2 separate regions of the Homo sapiens genome follow, and region 1 is linked to region 2. Evidence: read pairs that join two places in POLR2A ChIA-PET (ENCODE). Cell type or tissue: MCF 10A. All regions are shown on one strand. Links, peaks and the distances in the headings refer to the core of each region. The heading gives the core; the rest is flanking DNA.

The links. ChIA-PET counts read pairs that join two places held together with the same protein. Peaks named below come from ENCODE experiments on the same cell type or tissue, not always from the same donor. Only the 100,000 strongest peaks of a DNase experiment are listed, where the experiment ranks them.
Region 1: POLR2A ChIA-PET joins it to region 2 with 5 read pairs; 2 of 35 experiments call an interaction of 5 or more read pairs at or near these places.

What each region holds. Positions count from the first base shown.
Region 1 is chr4:94,931,161-94,936,546 of GRCh38, forward strand. The region is part of intron 2 of BMPR1B (bone morphogenetic protein receptor type 1B); the gene reads left to right. Among named protein-coding and RNA genes, the nearest start is that of BMPR1B, 180 kb to the left of the region's middle. In MCF 10A, for the core only: no CTCF peak of the experiment used is centred there; a DNase peak (open chromatin) is centred at 3,261.
Region 2 is chr4:94,879,814-94,885,199 of GRCh38, forward strand. All of the region lies in intron 2 of BMPR1B (bone morphogenetic protein receptor type 1B), which reads left to right. Among named protein-coding and RNA genes, the nearest start is that of BMPR1B, 120 kb to the left of the region's middle. In MCF 10A, for the core only: no CTCF peak of the experiment used is centred there; no DNase peak of the experiment used is centred there.

The DNA.
Region 1 (5,386 bases), core at 194-5,193, 51 kb after region 2:
TTTTCTCCTCCTCTATTGAAAATAATTTAGGAGGACAAATGCATTTTTAAAAACTTGGGCCTGTTATTTTTATGAACCCCTAGGATTTTTAAATCCTATTGTGACACAATTTTACTCATAATAATAGAGCAAAATATTGTCAAAAAATTTAGTGACTCCTTTAGACTTTTAAAGTTACAAATGTTATACACGTCGTGGACTTTTATGTTGCTGGAAATAATCAACATTGTGAATATTAACTCTGTGATTGAAAGGACAGGATCTTTTTAAGTGGTTTTCAAGTCATGTTCCTCAGGGCCCTAGAATTTCAGGGGTCATAGGGAGCTTTGGGGGAAGCTGAAGAGTAGGTGGGCAGGCTCTCAGTGAAGCTCTGCAGCCTCTGCCTGCAGCTTCTACTCTTCAATTATATCAGCTGCTTTTATCTGTTACCTACTGGAGTGTGTTTTGTTTTGTTTTCTTTTCCTTTTTTAGGATATCATATTTAGAGTGAAAATACTTTGAAAAAATTAAGAAAACCCGTGAAAATAGAAAGTGTTCAGATTTCGTTCCCTAACTGTCTTCACGTGTCACCTACAGTGATATCCTCAAAGACAGCAAGGGAGGGCTGCATGCTTAAAAATGCTGGGCAAGCAGAGTACCCTGTCTCATCTGTTTTCCATCAGAGCCGTTCAGTCACCATGTGGCGTTTCCATTGTCTGGTCAATAGAACCTGTGAACCAGGGCCTGACTAGGGTTGGTGGGGGAGTGTGAGGTGGAAATTTGGGGGATGGCGAGAAGCAGAAGTTTAATGATTCTTAAGAGCAAGGGAAAAGGTTGATGTTCTTTCCACTGTCATGGTGTTCGCATCACAATACTAAGGACTTTCATGCCAGGAAGCCAAAAAGTCAGGTCAGAATTTTATAGATTTTGGCCAAAGGCTGTTCCAAATAAAAAGTAAGTGTTTAAAGGTGCTGACCATTGCCCTAACTTCTTCTTCCATTCTTTTGGTTCCTTACTTTTCTCCCCTGCCCCAAATAGGGTTATCCCAAGTGCAAAATTCAAGTGACTGCCATAGTAACCACACAAATAGATCACAGAGGAGTTCCATTTACTTTAATGTCATGACAGTTGAAGAAAAACTACACATGGGGATACCTTTGGGTGACATAGATGATGATATAAAAAGGTATCTGTAAGTGATAGGCTGGAATGGACTTTGCCCATAAAATAATTTGGATCTTAAGAAACAGATATCACTATTCTTAGTTTAGGGAGTAACTGCATCTTTTGAAACACTTTAAAAAAGTTGGCAATGTTGATTCAAAATGCTATTTTAAAAAACTTGCAAAATGATATTTTTTTGGAGAAACTATAACTGTCAATTTGAAGGATGAGATTCTCTTTAGCAGAGCTTGTAAAAATATCCATTGCCATATGTGAAACAGGTTTAGGGCAGTTTGTCATAAATAAATGAGTTTGTCAAATACATACCCACATACACCCCTTTTTTGGCCTTAGAGGATGAATTCCAGAGCCATAAAAAAATTGGCATTTTACAACACATCACACAGATAAATAGACATTACATTAATATACATAATAATAAGAAACAGTAATTTAATAACAGGGATTAATTATGCCTGGAGGAAAGATAGTGTTGGAGGGTATCAGGATTTGCTGGACTTGGCTAGGTCTGACGGTTATATCAACTGTTTGATGAGAATATCACTCAGAAAGTTCTGATTCATCCTGTATTCTGTCAGGATCATCATCTTTGTTAATGACCTTACTTGACTCAAACTGCTATAGTAGCTACAATAGCTTCATTTCTAATTGTAAAAGTAATATGTGTGTATAGTAAGAATCGTGTTTTGTTCCACTACCCAAAGATAACCTCTGTCAGCATCTGGTGTATCTTTCTTTTTCTTTGAGTGTGCATATTATATATAAAAGATGTATATATAATGCTTTTTATATAATATTCGTATGTATTAGAATTAAGCTATTCATAAAGTTGTAAGCTGCATTTTTATTTCATTCATTTAACAATTCTTCATTGTTTGCCTGCCATAATCTAGGGATTTTATGTCCTATTAACTGTTCCTTGAAAACATGGCACTTAACGACTTCTTATTCCATTATATCATAGTTTATTTAACTTTTTCCTTATTGTTGTACATTTTCATTGTTTCAGTTTTTACTATTATACATAATATTAAATCATTATCTTTTGACCTCCTTAATACTTTAATATCTCAGTATTTCCGATTATTTCCTGAAGAAAAATTCTAAGAAATGTAGTTATGTTTGCATAATCCTCAATTTAATGGCATTGAGTCTGGGGGAAATGAGACAAACTCAAGCTTTTATAGAGCCCAGACAATAGGATTGTCTGGAGAAACTATAAGACATATCTACTGCAATTGTTTTTCAGTAATCCAGCATGCTGGATGGATTCTAAATGGCCTGGTGTTTAACATCACTTTAGTAAAGGTGTATCAGGGTTCTAACATAGTATGGTTGACCAATATGTAACAGATATTTGTTATGACAGACTGTCATTGTAAACTGAGTTATTCTTTATCCTGTTATTCATTTCTCATTACTGTTCTCAGAGATATTTGAGACAATCTCAACACCCAATTATTACGTGTAAAACAGTTGTTAGAGCCTAATCCTTTGCACACTTCTGGGTCAGTGATGCTGTAAAAACATTTCACTGTACCATGACCTCACTGAACAAAAGAAAACGAAAAGTTTAAGAGAAAAGAAAATGCCTACACAGTACATAGGTATTCCGTTGCGTTGTATGACAGTCAACAAACTTGGCTCTGTTGTATTTCCAACTATGTATGGTATGTGGTTGTTTTAGATACACCCTGCAGTAGCTGATGGCTCAAGGTGAACAATAACTGATAGTCTCTTTCTCTGTGCATATGTGCATGAGTGCACATGTGTTTGTTTTTGGAAATATGTGATTTGGTTCATTTCAGTTATTTGTAGCATCCACGAATATTTAGTCAAGTGTTCAATCTTCCCATGAAATACTTCAGAGATTCATCATATGAAATCATGGGCTTCTCTTTAGTGCTAAGTCATAGCAAACTATCATCTTTTTAAGGTTGATTTTGTAGAGTGTTAAATGCTATTTAAATTTCCCTTAGATAAGAAACCATTTATTTTTCTCCTAATCACTTGAAATAGCAAGAACTAATCAACTGGAGTTTTTCTCCTTTTTATGTATACACCAATCTACCGCTGACTCACGTGCATGTTTCTGCCTTTAGGTCAGTGGGAACTTTTCCCAGCTATGGTTTTTTTTTTTTTTTTTTCTCCTCCTTCATTCCTAATTTCTCTCAGGAACAAATGGCAGCATAGTTAAGCGTTAGAAACTTGTTGCCGAAGGTGCTAACCTAAACATCAGTGCCAGGATACGACTGAGACTTAATAGACTAATTAATTTGTCTACTGCACCCCTGACCTGGGAATTGCATACAATGGGCTATACTTATGGAACTGAGAGTCTGAGATCCAAAGTAGAGAAAATGCAACTTTTGTGTGCTTTCTGTATCAACATGGAATTAATAGTTTTTTCCCCCTGCAAAATAGGTTTTAAAAGTGGAATTTTATTCCATCATGTTTTTGGAAGCATGATACTTCAAGATTCTGTGTGCCTTTTTGTTTTTTTGTTTTAGTTTTCTTTTTTCATATTTTATAGTAGTACCAAATGAAACTTTCACATTATTTAATCCAAATATGAATATGCTGCTCACCTCCAGAGGATCCCAATTATTACAGAATACAAGTTTCTACTTTGTATATTTTAATATAATAGTGTGTAGTGTGTTTTCATAACTACACTAAGTCATAGAAAAAAAATATGAACTTGAAACTTGAATGACATTTTGAAACTGTTTGCATTATGAATTCCTAACTATGGTATTCATACTTCTTTCAGCAAGTAAATTAATTTTGTTTCCTCTTGTATTCCTTTTCTTGCTTCTCCATTTTAAAGACAGCTTAAATATGCTTCAAGGGCAGTTTGCATTTGACTTCCACTGAATTTATGGCACTAGATAGAAACTAAATTGAGTAAATCTCTTTCTATTAGCCTGTCAATTTATGGAATATATATGTCTCTGGATCTTGTGAACTCATGGAGGTACCAAATAAACCCCTATTACGATTTCATATAAAACAAAGTTTTAATATTTTGGTAATTTGTGAACTTGGAAGCACTCATTAGACCACCAAATATGTGTTGTGCACATGCCAGGCACCCTTCTAGGCACCGTTGATAAAGTGGTGAACAAGACGGGCATTTTCCATCCCTCCTACAGCTTGCCTTTCAGTAGTGGAAGTCACACTTAAAGTAAACACACAGAGTAATGAAAGAAAATCAAGACAAGGCTGATGGTTCTACAAAAAAATGAAACAGAGTAAAAGGACAGAGAGTGACTTGTATGTGTGTGAGGTGGTGTATTAGCAGAAATATTTAGGGCATGGCTTTCAGAGAGGTAATCTTAGAGCTGAGAACTAAATGGTGATATGGTAGCCTTTGGGTAGATGCTGATTTCATTCAGTTATTGCCAGCCACTTTACCTGAAAGAATATACAAGATTCATATTCATCTCAGTATAGGCAGAATGCCTGGGACATCATAGATGCTCAGAAAATGTTAGCGGGGAGAACAAAATAAAATATATATGGGCATATGATTTCAGGGGAAAATGCCTTATCTTTCTAAAGTTATGTTGCCTCTAACAGAGGAGTGAAAAGTTTAGATTTTGTGTGCATTTTTTTGTTGTTAGACTATAATGTAAGCCTTGGATTAATTTTTTTTCCTGTATTATTGTTATTTTTGTATTTTATAGGTTTCACAGTGGTAAAGTCAGTGGGTGTACTTGAAGTGATGTGCCTTGTATAAACGATAAAGTCAGAAAAGAGTGCTTCTATTGGAACATTTTGTGCTACAAATAGCAGCAGCATGTTTATCTGACCGTGGTATTCATGCTGTGGAGCTCTAAATCAAGTTGAATTTGCTATGATAGTATACCTCACAGAAATTAAATCATTAATGTTAAAGGAAAAATCATAAAATGATTTTTTATGCCAAGTTATACAGAGGCAGTTTGCCATATGTCTAACCAAAGGTGTAAGACCAGTAATTTGAATTTCGTGGGACAGACAGGAGCAACTAGAGAAGGGAAGAAGTCAAATGGTGTAGTGGCCAAATAGGATGAGTGACTGTAGACTATTTACTGCTTTCAAATGAATTTTTGTACCCATTGTCGAAAGAAAGCCTGATGAACAGGTATGTTTGCAGCTTCTTTGCTTTGACAGGTTTTTTGTTGTTGTTGTTGTTGGGGGTGAGGGGAGTGGGCTGCAAGGGAGATGGAATTTATTT
Region 2 (5,386 bases), core at 243-5,242:
TACTACACAGTGAAAAATCAGTTTTTAATACAAAGTTTGATACTTTAAAAGAAAAAAACAATGTATATTGAAAATACTGTGGTTAAACCAACCATATGGATCGTTTGGAATTCCTAGACTAAATTTGAATTTAATTAGTTATAGATTTGTTATTTGTGGTATTCATCCGGTATCTAAGAGAAGTGATTATCGTAACAAAATATTTTTATGGAACATCTTATTATATAAAATGACAATACAAATTATTATTATTTTATTCATAATTTTTGACTTTTTAAAAAACATGCAACATGCTGTTAAGTATATGTGTGTTTCTCATTTACTAAAAAATAGAATTTTCCTAGCAGGATGGCCCTAGAGCTGAAGCATTATATGTCTTTGGTTGGTTCTCATTCAAGAATTGGCAGAGTTTCAGAGTACTGTACTTCTAACTTGTCTCCATAAATTCAAGGCAGAACAGCAAATATGCCCTAAAAACAATGCATTAAAATGATATATTTTTATTTTTACTTTTTATTTTACTTATTTTGAGACAAAGTCTCCCTTTGATGCCAAGGCTGGAGTACAATGGCACGATCATAGCTCACTGCAGCCTCAACCTCCTGGGCAGCAATCCTCCCACCTCAGCCTCCTGAGTAGCAGGGACTACAAGCACACACCACCACCTTGGAGTAATTTTGTTTTGTTTTTCTGTAGAGATGGGATTGTACGGTGTTGCCCAGGCTGGTCTCGAACTTCTCAGCTCAAGCAGTCCTCCTGCCTTGGCCTCCTGAAGTACTGGGATTAGAGGCGTGAATCACTGCGCCTGACCATTAAAATGAATTTTTTTTTTTTTTTTTTTTTGAGACAGAGTTTCACTCTGTCACCCAGGCTGGAGTGCAGTGATGAAATCATGGCTCACTACACCTTCCACCTCCCAGGTTCAAGCGATTCTATGCCTCAGCCTCCCAAGTAGCTGAGATTACAGGCGTGCCACCATGCCCAGCTAATTTTTATATTTTTAGTAGAGACGGGGTTTCACCATTTTAGCCAGACTGGTCTTGAACTTCTGATCTCAAGTGATTGGCCCTCCTTGGCCTCCCAAAGTGCTGAGATTATAGGACTGAGCCACTGGGTCCAGCCCTAAAATATTTTAATCAACTTTTAAAGTCAGAAAATTCTTGTGTGTGGAAAAGATGCAACATCGTAATTCTGAAGTTTTACCTTGCATAATATTGCCATTTTTTATTGTGGCAAAATGTGTATACCATAAAATGGACAATTTTAACCATTTTCAAGTATGTGGTTCTGTGGCATTCAGTATGTTTACATTCTTGTACCATTACCATCATCCATCTCAAGAACATTTTCATCTTCTGCAACTGAAACTGTACCTTCTAACTCTGTTTTCCAGCCCTCAGTCCTTGGCAACCCCCATTATGCTTACTGTCTCTGTGAATTTGGCTGTAACGTTACTATTGTTGAAGGATATAAGACCTCTCCCCCACAAACACATGCGTATTTAGAAGCATGTTTCTTGTTTTGGTTTTGGTGTTTCCTCATGAATAGATTCAGGTCATGTGTCCTCGGCAAGTTACTGCATAGGTGATCTTCAGCAGAAGAATTTGGCAACGAGAGGAGCTGGGTTCAAGTTCTAGGCTGGGGCAAGTGTAATATTTCAACTTTTTTTTTTTTTTGCAATCCACTCTGTCACCCAGGCTGGATTGCAGTGGTGTGATTTCAGCTCACTGCAACCTCCACCTCCCAGGTTCAAGTGATTCTCCTGCCTCAGCCTCCTGAGTAGCTGGGAGTACAGGTGTGCACCACCACACCCAGCTAATTTTTGTATTTTTAGTAGAGACGGGGTTTCATCACATTGGCCAGGCTGGTCTCGGACTCCTGACCTCGGTGATTCTCCCGCCTTGGTCTCTCAAAGTGCTGGGATTACAGGCATGAGCCACTGCACCTGGCCTAATATTTCGACCTTTCTAGGCCTTTTTTTCTTCAGCCATAAAATAAGGCTATTGGTTTCACCTCATCTGATGGCTAAGCTGCCTTTTAGCTCTAAAAATAATCTTTGTTAAATAGGCTGAGATATCCTGTAGTGGTTTATAAGTGAAAGGAAAGACTTAGGGGTAAGACAGTGTCTCAACCCTGGCTATGCACCTGGCTAAATTAATGAGGCTTTGGAAAATACCCGATTCTCATCTCTAAAAGATTGTGATTCTGGATTTCAAACTCAAGAATGTGTGAAAAGCTGTGTAGGGAATCTAATGGACAGCCAGTTTGGAAATACTGGCATGAAAAAGGTTCCTATGCTACTGTCCCCCTCACTGTTTTTTTCTTTTTTTTTCCATGGAAGGATAGAGGAGGATGACATCTTTCCATGGATTTTTTAATTAAAAAAATTATTTCCCCTTCCATAGAGGAATATTTTCTTCATAGCACGCAGAGGGAACATGATAGTCTTTTGTGTTTTTTCTCTTCTAGGATGCAAGAACAATTCTTTCACTAAATATATTTTATGTTTTCATATGGGAACAAGTATAGCTTTGCCTTAATCTTGGAAACAAGAAACTTTTTCTCTTCGTCAAAGTTTAGCTTGAGAGTGGGGAACAGGAGTAGAAATAACATAAATATTTAGCTGAAAATTGTGATTTTGCCTTTCACCTTTGGTGGTGGTGTTTGGTATAGCTGCCTTCTACTGTGCTAAGCACTCAGCATATGTTGTTTCATCTTATCTTGTCAATAACTCTTTAAAGCAGAGGAGATTTTATAATCCTCTTTTTGCAGATGAAGAAAATCAGAATCAGAGACTTTACTTACCTGATAACAGGTTAATCCAGCTAGAATTGGTAGGGTGGAGATTTGAATTTAGGTCAGTCTGACTTACAGTACTTTTGAAAGATACAGTGTTTGTGATTTTCATAGGGAGGGTCTTCAGATCTCCTTCTGCACCATGGGATAGAAGTAGAATTAATTGTTTTTTGTAAAGATTGTTTATCAGTTTTCATGGTTTCAAATGTGGGAATTCATGGTTTACAACATTATCATTGCTCTGATTTGGTTGGCAGTGCAAACTGAATCACCTTCAGAATGCTTAGAGGTAGGATCAGAACTAGCCCCAGGCTGAATTATCAAAAAGGGTGACCTTTTCTTTCCTGTGTGTGTGTGCGTGTGTGTGTATGTGTGTGTGTGTGTGTGTGTGTGTGTGTTTCCTTCCCTGAATTCCCTTGTGTTTTTAGCCTGCACCCAATTCTCAGTGCAGGGTTCTTTCTACTCATCTGCCTTTGCAGGTGTCATCCCAGAGAGCCTTGAAAATAGACTTCGAAAAGTGACTGAGCTCACCTCCCTTCTTCCACTGATGAGAGAACTGTATCAGCTGGATTCTAGTCCAGAGCTGTTTGTTTATTATAAAGTGATGTGCATCTGAGGGAGAGAGTGTCTGTGAACTCTCTGAAACTACATGCCGGATTTCTGTGTGTGTACATTTTCTAGCCCATAGCTTTATCAGAGTCTCAAAGGAGTCTCTGTTCAAACAAGACAAAACAGAGTTTTTGCATCCTATCATGTTAACATTATAGATGGCCTTATCTTATATTCTCTCTCTGCTACTAATCAGATACTACTGTGATAGCTTATTCTCCAAGGATCTCATATTCATTACTCATCCACATGCTCATTTCTTTGTTGTTTACACCCTTTCTCTATTTTACAAAATATTTGAGGTTGTTTATGTAAAAAAATCAAGCAGCTCATTAATAACTTAATTTGTTTTTTATCTAAAGAGAATGTATTTTATAATTCAATATATATATTAAGGAATATATTATATATGTATTAAGGAATATATTCTGTAATACATATTAATGTGCTAATAATTATTTAGTCCCTTTGAAGTATTAAAGATATGTCAATAAATTGCATCAATTTGCAGTTAAGCTATTGTTAGACTAAGGGTAAAGCAGATGATTTTTCAGTAATCCTTTGAGGAACATGTGATTTTTTTGATTCATGTCTCTATTCTTCATTAAGCTCAAAGTTTCACAAGTAGATGGACTGTTGATTCCCTAGAACCTACCAGAGTATTTGGCACTTAGTAATTGTGTTGAATACCCATTTAACAGAATACTCAATTCCACCCCTAGCTAGCCCTCAAATTTTGTCAACTTTTAGTCATTTTTACTGTCAGTACCTTGATCCAAGGGCACTATCATCTTTTGCTTTAAACTACTGTATAACTTACAGCCTGCTAAAAGAATATTTTTCTGACTCTAATCTGCTTCATGCCAATCTAACGTCCCCCTTGAAGTCAGAGTGGTCTTCCAAGGTTTCAAAAGTAATGATCTAACTTCCTCAATTGAAAGCCTTTAGTAGATTTTCAGTGCCCTTTGGAGTAAACGTCTTAACTAACTGCCTACTGTTCCAGTTTCATATAAAAAACTGACCTCGGCTGGGCGTGGTGGCTCATGCCTGTAATCCCAGCACTTTGGGAGGCTGAGATGAGTGGATCACTTGAGGTTAGGAGTTCGAAACCCGCCTGGCCAACATGGTGAAACCCCATCTGTCCTTAAAATACAAAAATTAGCTGGGTGTGGTGGCAGGAGCTTGTAATTCCAGCTGCTTGGGAGGCTGAGGCAGGAGAGTCACTTGAACTCAGGAGGCTGAGGTTGCAGTGAGCCAAGATGGTGCCATTGCACTCCAGCCTGGGAGACAGAGCGAGACTCTGTCTCAAAAAAAACAAAAAGCTGACCTCAAGTCAGTTAAATGGAGGATACTTTCAAATTGGATAAGAGTTGTAACCACCCTAGGGAGGTTCTTGAGTTTCTCATAACCTTATTTAGGTGTTAATAAAATTTTCAGACATGAATAAGATGGCATCTTATGAAATATCAACTGCAAACATACATTTTATACTTACAGATTATGATTGAGTAAATGCAGCAATGCCCCCAAACTTCCCTTCTCCATGTATCTAACACTCTTTGCAGTAAGACTTCGTAGTTGTTCCTATTAAGAAGTGAAGTCTGTTTTCCCAGCTCTTGAATGTGGGCTGGTCTTGTGATTTGCTTTAGCCAATAGAGCACAGCAGAAGTAATGGTGTACCAATTCCCAGCCTGGGCCTTAAGAGGTCTTGCTTGCTTCTGTTCCCTTTGGAACTCTGTTACTGCTGTGAGCACGTGAACAGGCTCACTTGGTGGAAGGGGAGCAGCTAAATGGAGCAGAGCCAAGTCATTTTACTTGAGTCTGGCCCTCTCAGACCAGCCGTCAGCCAGCTGACCAAAAATGTGTTAAGACAGAACAGCCAACATCAGCAGAGCCACCTACCTAACTTGTACCTGACCACACATGCTTGAGGGAACCCAGCTGAGACCTGAAGATCCTTCCATCTTGATCCATAGACTCA